Regions from separate parts of the Homo sapiens genome. Here all the other regions are linked to region 1. A link is a contact called in ENCODE Hi-C or POLR2A ChIA-PET data. All regions are on one chromosome and are shown on one strand. The core of a region is the stretch at or near the end of the contact, and the rest is flanking DNA. Distances in the headings are between cores, read along the strand shown. Region 1 overlaps COBL (cordon-bleu WH2 repeat protein). Region 2 has its middle 98 kb from the start of IKZF1. Region 3 overlaps SPMIP7 (sperm microtubule inner protein 7).

Region 1 (3,323 bases), core at 409-2,908:
AAAAAAAAAATCAAATACCAGTTGGATACTCTTTGTTTGCTCATTTTAAGAAAATGTCTTGCCAGGCGAGAAACCATCAGAGAGCTTGTGTGACACGGTATTTTGTTGGCTGAAGTATGCATCCAGACCAAATAGCTTCTGCCACTTTTCTTCTTCTAAATACTTAAAATGCCATCCCCCAGGCATTCCATGGGGTACTTGGCCAAAAAAGAGCGATCATTTCCTACTCGCCTCACCCTCTAGAAATGAGATTCCTAAGTTCCATTGTCCTGCCCATTCATGGTGATCAGTTCACATGAAGCTGGCATGCTTCATGGTTCTTTCTTTGCCGCTTCCTCGGAATCAGTGCAGGATTTCCAGGATGCCAGAAGACAGCTCAGGATTTGGCTCAGGGATTCAGCTTAAGGAGTGTCTGTCAGGAAGGCTGTGCCCTGAGGATAAGGAAATGCAAAGACAAAGACAGAGAACACCCTCTTGGGAAGGAAAGTTGGCCTTGCCCTTACCCAAGACTGTGCCAGCCACCACAGATGAGAAGCAGCATTCTCCCCATTCTCACCTCACCAGGAGCTTTGACAGACCTGAGCTGCTCTGCCCAACAGACCCCAGGGAGTGCCCGTTCGCCTCATCTGGTTTATGTCACATTGTTCTGCCTTGAGTCCTGTCAACACCTGTATCTGAAGAAAAGCCAGTGTGGATAACAGGTTCTGGAATCTTCCCTCCCACTCGATTCTTTAACAAAGCCTTAAAAAAAAAAAAAAAAGTTGTAAAGCCTTTCAAAAGGGGGCAGCATCGTCTAAGGAGAGGAGGCTGCAGGCAGCAACAGGAACATATTTCTAGTTTCATCTTTCTAGTTTATTCTATCACTAGGGAGCTGAGCCATCCTGAGTAGCTCTGTCTGGGCCTCAGTTTTTCTAATTTATTATATCACTAGGGCACAGAGCCATCTTGAGTAGCTCTGTCTGGGCCTCAGTTTTTCTCACCATCAAAACAGCAAACATCATGTCCTTCTAAGAGGATCTGATCCCATTTAGAAGAGCCTCTGCTGAGAGGATTGTTGATTGCCAGCTCAGAGTATACTTATTGTAACCAAAACATATCCCTTAACCTTGAAACAGAAATCAACATCTGAATTCCTCAATAGCCATGTCAAAAGATCTACTCAGGCTTTTAGTAGACTTGATTAAATGAGTCAAGGTATAATTGTATTTGTAGGATGGACACCTTTGAGAAATGGAAACAAAATGACCATTTCTCTTTTTTTTTTTTTAAATCGATTTAAACAGAAAGATTTCAGGTACAGCATCTCCTGTTTGTCCCTGGAAGTGTATTGTGCAGTACAGTAAGGGGTTGAAGTACACCAAGCCCCTTTTTGTTGTATGAACAGATTGATCCATCTTAGGCTGTGTGATGGGTGTGCTCGTGAGGCAGCTCTGTGAGGATATCTTCAAGAATTTTGGCAAAGGGAAATGGACCATGGCAGTCTGTGCTGACTCGAAATAGGGATGTTTACGTTGAACATGCTCAGCTTCTTGTCTGGTACTGATCTCTGATCAATTATAAGTCAATGAGCGAGGGAGACAACGTGTTCTCTGCGGTACCTGTGAGCCCTGAAAGTATTCCAGGAACACCCTGCACTCTCAGTGCCCTATCAGGTTCTATGGGGCACTTGTGCTGTCAGGGCCGTGCCCCTGCTGCCTGGTGCTAGATCTGCATAGCTCCTTGTCCCTGTCAGTGGAGTAGTGTTTTGTCGTCACAATGAAAGTCAAATAAAAGGAAAATAAGCTTTGCTGAGATGAGTACATTTTAAACAGAAGCAATCAAATATGTACATATATATATACGCACACACACACCCATGCATACATAAATGTTTGTGTGTGTGTAAATTTAAAATTAGGACCCATGTCAAAAGCACTTGTGGCAGATGATACTGGTTTTATTTTGAGCTGGCACTCAGATCTGGAAACGGTTAGCTTCCTCTTCTTCCTGTCTTCTCTCCCCAGATGCGCGTATGAGAGTCAAATCACTGATGTTTTACACTGAATGTAAGGAGTTAATTGGCTATCAGTGGTGTGGTGACATGGACACAGAGAGTTTTGCATTGTCTTTGGTGGGCGCCATTGAATTCGACTATCCATTGAATGACAGCAGCTGGCCTGGAGGAAGTTTAAATCCCACCAACCTAAGTCCCATGAAGCCTGAGATAGAAGGTTCTGTTTGCTTAGTTTTCTTTTCTGTTATTCATTGCTTTTTCTTAATGATTTATCTGGTTGCACTTGCAACTCCTGAGAAAATTTGATAAGATCATGACTGCCAACATCTGTGGATTTTGGTGCCAACCTTTGGTGAGAGCTATGACTCACTTCCCTACAAAAAAAGAACTTGATATTAAAAACATGTATATATTGACAAGCTTGGACAGGAAATCAAACCTCTCTTGCAGGCAAGCAGTGGCCTGTCCCTCATGAACTTTGCCACTTTGTAGCAGGAGACAACCAAGGAAACTGGGATAATAGGGGGGGCCAAGCTGTTTTGACTCCAGACTGCATGCATTAAGCTCTTGGTTTTCCCTTTGACTTCGTATTGATATGAGTCAGGACTTTAAAGGACTCAATACTTCACAATGTTTTCCTCCCACATTATTCTGTGGATTGCTTTCTAAATTCTGCGCACAAATTCCAAAAGTAGGGAAAGAAGATAGAAATGAAGCACAAGTATTCGCTGGACAACATAAAGTTTTTGGCTTCCCATGGGTTGAAGGTTGAGAAACACTGTTGAGTAGCAGAACTGAGAAGAGGGTCTGGTGGCTCAGGACCACTGGACCCTGCAATCGACCTCCTTGGGAGCATTGTGGGAGGTGGGAAGAGATATTTGTTAATTGTGTAGAGCAAATTAGGGGAGAAAAATCATCTGTTCTATTGAAATTCAGTTAAGTTCCAGAGTCACAGATGAAGGCCTCATGAGGAGCCCATTGTCTGAAGATAATCAATATCAGAACTTCTAGGAGGACTGGGATGGGGTGCACTTCCGCCTTCTGACTTTCTGCCATTCAAGGTCATCTCAGTGTGGCCCTCATGAGGTCATGGCCACCCAAAATAGGTATCAGAGAAGAAGGAAACCACATATATTAGACACTTCTAATGTGCTTTATCTAAATTACTTCATTTAATGCTTGTAACAACTTTGAAGGAAATGGATTTTTCCCCATTTTAAAGATGGGGATGTACCTACTTTATGGGGTCTATTCCCATTCCTTACCTTAAAAAATAGATAATGCAAAATGTCCAGGATGCTTATGACAGCAAAAAAAATTATGAATTAAA
Region 2 (3,435 bases), core at 573-3,072, 930 kb after region 1:
GGGCTGTGGGGGCTGACTGCATGAACCAAGAAGGAGGAGGCACCTTTTTTTTTTTTTTTTTTTTGGAGACAGGGTCTCGGTTAGTTGAGAGGTACTATTCTGTACCAAAGTGTGTGTGTGCCCTCAGCTGAAGTCCATCTTTTGCCAGAAAAGTCTTGATGATGTTGTCCCTCCAGCCTCCTGTGCAGTGCTGGGATTTCACACATTGGGCCTTCCCGTGGTGTTTCACCCCAGAACCCATTTTTTATCCTCCCTCCCTGACCCCAGCATGCCTAACCCAGCAGTTAGTTCTGAGGGACAATACTTTAAACCCTCATGGCCTCCCTCACCCACCTTCTGGTGGCCAGCCTCTTGTCCTGGACTGACTGTGGCCCTCCACCCCGGTCCCTGCTCCCCCTTCGTGCCCTGCATCTCTCTTCCACAGAGCGCGTCAGCTTCACAGCATCCCCCAGCGCGACAGGTCCCACTCACAAACCTCCCGGCCTACCCTAATTCTGGGAGTCAGAACCGACGTCCTTCCCAACTGAGTTTCCCACACCCCACCCAAGGCCGCCTCTCCATCTCCTCCCTGCCCTTCCCTCGGCCTGGAAGGGCCACTCCTTTCCCCCACGTCTTGCTCAAATGTCACTTCCTCAAAGAGGCCTTCCCTGGCCACACCCGCTGGCCCATGCCACTCAGCTGGAGTAAGTCTCTTGCCAGCACCAGTGGGAAAGAAAATATCCACATTCAGATTTTGTCTTTGCTGCTATTTCTGGTCAACTTTCTCTCATTGGAAGCAACGTTCCCTGAGGGGAGTTGGTTGGAGCCTCCCCAGTTTCAGCCCCAGTGCTGCAGCGATGCCAGCCGTGGAGTGGCCACAGGGTCAGCCCAGAATGAATGAGTTTGAGGTGAACAACCTCATACCCGCTTTTCCTAACCCCTCCTTTTTAAGCTCCTTGATGGAAAACTTTGCTCGTTACATCTCCTTGCTTCCATCTCTGCCTGCTCCAGCGCCTTCCTCTTCCCCTGCCACCCTCCCAGGAGCATGAGCTCCCCATACACTGTGCACCCCAGGGTGTTTCTGCCCAGGGGCAGGCTAACGTGCAGTGGGGGCTGCGGCCTAACGTGGACTAGAAGGCCTTGGGTCCTGGTGCCAGAGAGCTCACCTCTCCCTCCTTCCTCGGCATCGCGGCCTTCCCCATGGAGGTCCCATCATCTGCCGCTGCTGCTTTGTCTTAGAAAACTCAGGGACACTCACTCACTGCCCCTGCTTCATGCCCCTCGTGCGTCCACACCACACAGTGGCTTATAGGGTACCCACTCCACGAGGGAGCTTAGGCAGATCCTGATGGGACAGAGAAACAAAAGCAGGAGCCCATTTCCAGCAGCGTTGCGTTCCGGGGGGTTCCTCTCCTAATCCAGGGGACAGAGGAGCTCACCGGTGATACTGCTGTGAGGGGAGAGGTGCGGCGATAGAGGGTGCTGTGGGACTCCCCAAGGACCCCATCGGCCTGGTGGGGGCTGGGGGTGGGTAGCCTAAGGTCAATTCCATCCCAGATTTATCTGGCCCAGCTCATCAGTCCCAGGAGGGATGCCTGGTGCTTCCTTCTCTCGATCCCCCATTCTCCCCGAGCCCAGTCAACGCCTGTGCAATGTGATGAGTCGCTCCGTGTTTAGGGAAGCGACTCATCACGGGTCCAGCACCCTTCACAAGCTGCCCCGTGTTCCTTTTTAGCTTCACCCCCACCCCCCACTTTGCACACACTCTACACACTGCAACCTCAGCCGACTTCCGTGGCCAGCTATGCAGGGTCTTGTTGGCCAGGCTGCTCCTCTGCCTGGAATAACCTCATCTTCCTCCCTGGCAGGCAAGTGTGAGTCACACAGGGCTTCAAAACATACTAAAATGTCACCTTCTCTTTGAACTTACCTGCCCCTCTTCCTGGCTTGCCCTCCCCCATCCACAGCCGATGCTGTCTCCTTTTGAACTCCCGTCAACTGGGTAAGACTTTGGTGCTGGCACTGCCTAGGTACATCGTAATAAACAAGTGCTTATTCACAATAGCAAAACAAACCTGGAGCCCATCAACAGTGGACTAGGTAAGGAAAACATGATACCTATACACCGTGGAATACTACACAGCTGTAAAAATGATATCATGTCCTTTGCAGCAACATGGATACAGCAGGAGGCCATTATCCTAAGTGAATTAACACAGGAGCAGAAAACCAAATACCGCATGTTTTCACTTGTAAGAGGGAGCTAAACATTGGGCACACATGAACATAAAGATGGCAGTAACAGACATGGGGGACTACTAGAGAGGGAGGGAGGGAGGGAGGGGGAAAGACTGAAAAACTACCTATTGGGCACAATGCTCACTACCCAGCTGATGGGATCAATTGTACCCCAAACCTCAGCATCAAGCAATATATGCACGCAACAAACCTGCACGGGTACCCCCTGAATCTAAAATAAAAGTTGAAGTGAAAGACAGAAAGAAAGAAAAAGAAAGAAAGAAAGAAAGAAAGAAAGAAAGAAAGAAAGAAAGAAAGAAAGAAAGAAAAGAAAGAAAGAAAGGAAGAATGAGAAAGAAGGAAGGAAGGGAGAGAGAGAAAGAAAGAAAGAAAGAAAGAAAGAAAGAAAGACAGACAGACAGACAAACAAGTGCTCCGCGAGCTCCAGGAGGGCAGGAGCTGATTTCATTCCCTGCAAATCCTTGTGCCTGGCTGGGTGCCAGCACACAGTGGGTGCTCAAAACATGTGGGCTGATGGAAGAAGAGAATTTGCTTCCATCACTACAACTGTGAAGTCCTTTAAGATAGCAATGTGATAGACTTGACCCCTGTAGAAAGCAGAGCCACGCTGAATAGAATCAGCTGATTTTTTTTTTTTTAACATCTGGCGAATGATTTCATGGGATCTGGCCTCAGTTTCCTCCCTGAGAGCGTGATGCGGGATTCTGTCTGTGGGCTCCGCATTGGTTGATTCAAGGACCTGGTCAGTACTGCCATCTGGTGGCCGTTTACCCCATTTGCAGATTGGGCTCTTAAAAGCTCCAGCACAGTAATTCTGCAATCATTATTATTTATTTATTTTGGTAAAATTCCCATTTTTTTCCCAACTCACAGGGGAAGAAAAAATACTTTTAGTGTGAGAGGGAGAGGATTTCCTCACCATTATTTCCCTCCTAAAATCCCACCCCCACCCAGACCTGCACAGTCCACAAGGAGAGCCCATGACGAATAGCCTGGCCTTGGTGGAAACCCACGGCACTCTCTGGCTGTCTGCACTTATGCATCTCCGAGGAGAGCAGAGATCGCCTTATCAGACCTCCCGCAGCGAGGTAAGCTTCAACTCCAAGGTCAGGAGCAGCTCAGGCTAGGAGTGGGCCAGCGACCCATTCTGTGCTCTGCTGCAGGCCCCTAAATGCAGCATTTGATTTCTCTTAGGAC
Region 3 (3,213 bases), core at 501-3,000, 1.0 Mb after region 1:
ACCCTAAAGATACTATCATAAAGCCATTTCTCTTCAAGAAACTTTAAGATGAAAAAAATTCAAGAAGAGACATATTTGCTTTCAATAGGATGGCTCTCTGTACCTTACTTGGCACAAAGTAGGCGCATGTGCTCCTATGCAAATGACATCATATTGTTTATATTCTCCTGTACTTTGCTTTGTAGCTCAAGCAGTATTGTGGAAACTACATAATAATTTGTTTAGAGATTCATATGTATGTATCAAAACTAGAAAGAAAAGTAAGCAAAAGAAAGGCATAAAGTCTAATGAGTATAGCTTCTGAGCTGGGGAAGCAGAAGGCATGGGCAATGAGATTGGGGCCACACACATGGCTGAAAAGATTTGAGTAAGATTCTGTATGTTACTAGGTGGGGGATACACAGGAGTTTACTTACGTTATTTGATATGTTATATGTGACACTATATCTTTCTGTGTCTATAAATATTTTATAAATAAAAATGAAAAACATTTCTTTGTGTTAACAGGTTAAGATTCCGTTAAAAATTGAAAGCGAATCAAAAGAAGAAACTTTGCAACCTTGGAGGCCCTCTAGTGCCCAAATCAGGTAAGTACAGTTAATATCTTCAATTCTTTTATATGATTCGCTCAAAATATCATTTGCTTAAAAACAGAAATTAACAGCAAGATGAGGCAGGAATGCTATATGCCCAAATTTATTGAAGTTAAGTGGTTCATTTTTACACCAAATCTTTAAAATGTTGCCATACTGCTCTTCACTCTCTTTGAAGAAATGACCCCAAATAATATGTTTTGATTCTTTAGAAAGAATATTTCATACAACATTTCAAAATTTAGATATACGTATCAAAGAAGAAACAATCCTAAATTGTTGTGCCTGAATATTTTAAATTAGCTTTCTTCCTATATCCTTCCTTTAGATTTTTAGAATTATTATGTGTAGTAGCAATGATTTCCTTGCAGAATGTATGGAAGAATCCAGCCCACTGACTCCTTCCTCAGGACGAAGCACAGCACGACAGCCTTCAAGTTCCTATGTGTAAAAGTGATTCCTCTCGGCTGGGCGCGGTGGTTCACTCCTGTAATCCCAGCACTTTGGGAAGCCGAGGCGGGCGGATCACAGGGTCAGGAGATCGAGACCATCCTGGCTAACACAGTGAAACCCCCTCTCTACTAAAAATAGAAAAAATTAGCAGGGCGTGATGGCAGGCGCCTGTAGTCCCAGCTACTGGGAGGATGAGGCAGGAGAATGGCGTGAATCCAGGAGGCGGTGTCTGCAGTGAGCCGAGATTGCACCACCGCACTCCAGCCTGGGCGACTGAGCGAGACTCCGTCTCAAAAAAAAAAAAAAAAAAAAGTGATTCCTCTCTGTTAGTGATCTGCCGCGTCTCAGATACTTTACAAACATTATTGATCCCCCCACGATCACCTTGCTTGGTGGCATTTTTTTTCTCACAAGTTTCAGATGAAGAAACTGAAGTCACAGAGATAAAGTGACTTGCTCAAGGGCCCCAAGTGAGTCAATCCCCAAAATCTCCTTTGTGACAAACCACATTTCTTTTAGGAAGCAGGTATCTTTCTTCTTCAGCAATGTTCAATAAAAGCCACGTTTAAATTCCTTCATTTATGGTAAAGTCCATCATCATGTTTCATCCTTAGTAATAAAACAAGTGAAATAATCATGAATGGAACTCACCGACTTGTGTTTGTATAAAGAGGCTTAGAGTACCGCTGCTTGGCTAGCGATGCGATGTCTCCCAAGGGGTTGTCAACATCATCAGCATTTGTAGACTGCACATGACCACTGTTAGAATGGAAAGGAAAGAAGGCATATATTTCTGTATAAGAAACATAGAAGAAACCATTGAACAGTATTCTAACTTCCAAAGGAAATTTATTTGCCAAAGTAGATCAAAGGCTCAAAATGCAAAATGTAAAGCATAATGATAGAACAATTTTCCTTAAAAAATATAAAGATAATTTTCTCTTCTTCAGAATGAGCGGTGGCATGCTCCTTGATCTTAAGTTTGAGCCAGAGTGACAGTAAGGGCTGTTTTGTGTTTCTGAACAAAGAAGCGGGCTGTTCCTGCAGCCCCAGCACAACTCCTTTGGAGACCGGCTGGAGGCTGGGCAAGGAAGAGGCTGGTGTGTGCCAGAGATTATAAGGCTCCTGGTGAATGGAAACCCTCACAGGTGCAGAGGAGCTTGGGCAACAAGCCACGTGCCCCTGGGCCTGAGAGAAAGTTGAGAGGCTGAGTTAATGCCAATCAGAGAGTTTCAAGGACTTCTGGGGCCACTGGTAGAAACACTAGTCAACTGCAGAACTGAAGAGGCCGAGTAATGAGAGGGGTGGGCCAGGACTAAAGGTCCAGATCCCTCCTCCATATTCTTGGATCTACTTTGTTTTGTTTCAAGGTTCTTCTTCCATCTAAAAACCAGGAGAAGACCCCAACTGGCAGATAATGTACTTTTTTTTGCCATCCATGGAAAGCCGGCATTAAATGTAGAAATTAAGAGGTGATATTTCCATGCTGTTAATGAGCATCTCATCCCTTCTGCAATTATAACAGTTTTTGTGATTCATAACACTCAATAGTGGTAGCATCCAAGGTATTTTATTTCAAAAGGTAATGTATTTGGAAAAACAGAAAAATACCACTCTTTCTCTCTTTCTTTCCTTCCTTCCTTCTTTGTTTCTTTCTTTTCTTTCTTTCTTTCATCAAAATCAAACCTTAGATGGGACTTCTGACATTAAACAGGCACTGTGTGCCACACAAACATTAGAAATGTGTTACAATATATAAGTTGTCTTAAAAAGTGAATACAACATGCGTGAGCTGAAAGCAACTACAACCAAAATATAAATCTAAAATTTTTTTACAAGACTGAGAAACATTACTTACGTATAGAGAGGAATATATTTACTTCTAGAACTTGAACTCACACTTCAAAAAAGAGAAGAGAGGCAACTGGGTTATTTATATTAAGTTAATAAACATCAAATTATTACAGTATTTCTCTAATTAAGACAAAAGCCTTCACAGATATCTCATAGGAATTGTCCTTTAAAGGTTTGTGATTTTAAACAGAGACTATTTAAGGATGTAGTTTGCTTTCTCCAGAATGTCAAATAAATGGAATCATATAATAAATTTTTGGGTCTGGCTGCTTTCAAAATGTATTTCAGATTCATTTATATTGTTGTGTGTTGT

Evidence for each region. A loop is a pair of places that touch in the nucleus more often than their neighbours do. ChIA-PET counts read pairs that join two places held with the same protein, here RNA polymerase II (POLR2A). Pooled maps may share reads with other maps.
Region 2: a loop to region 1 is called in a map of MCF 10A, with 17 times the contacts of the local background. The contact joins two enhancer-like sites. A Hi-C loop is called at or near these places in 12 of 168 maps with a recorded cell type or tissue (GM12878, MCF 10A, PC-9 and 8 more) and 5 of 50 pooled maps.
Region 3: a loop to region 1 is called in a map of chondrocyte, with 4 times the contacts of the local background. The contact joins two enhancer-like sites. A Hi-C loop is called at or near these places in 5 of 168 maps with a recorded cell type or tissue (adrenal gland, chondrocyte, heart left ventricle and 2 more) and 19 of 50 pooled maps. POLR2A ChIA-PET finds 5 or more read pairs at or near these places in 1 of 52 experiments (activated CD4-positive, alpha-beta T cell).

What each region holds. Positions count from the first base shown.
Region 1 is chr7:51,139,071-51,142,393 of GRCh38, reverse strand. All of the region lies in intron 5 of COBL (cordon-bleu WH2 repeat protein), which reads left to right. Among named protein-coding and RNA genes, the nearest start is that of COBL, 180 kb to the left of the region's middle. Within about 2 kb of position 1,658, at least 5 of the 41 ENCODE cell types and tissues checked have a DNase peak (open chromatin) inside an H3K27ac peak, as active enhancers do.
Region 2 is chr7:50,205,083-50,208,517 of GRCh38, reverse strand. No RefSeq gene overlaps it. Among named protein-coding and RNA genes, the nearest start is that of IKZF1, 98 kb to the left of the region's middle. RefSeq lists a silencer at 1,670-1,719 and enhancers at 1,026-1,955, 2,736-2,915. Within about 2 kb of position 1,822, at least 6 of the 41 ENCODE cell types and tissues checked have a DNase peak (open chromatin) inside an H3K27ac peak, as active enhancers do.
Region 3 is chr7:50,139,873-50,143,085 of GRCh38, reverse strand. It overlaps SPMIP7 (sperm microtubule inner protein 7), which reads right to left. Exons shown (of 9, transcript NM_001161834.3): 6 at 2,905-2,946; 7 at 1,698-1,805. Among named protein-coding and RNA genes, the nearest start is that of SPMIP7, 46 kb to the right of the region's middle. Within about 2 kb of position 1,750, at least 2 of the 41 ENCODE cell types and tissues checked have a DNase peak (open chromatin) inside an H3K27ac peak, as active enhancers do.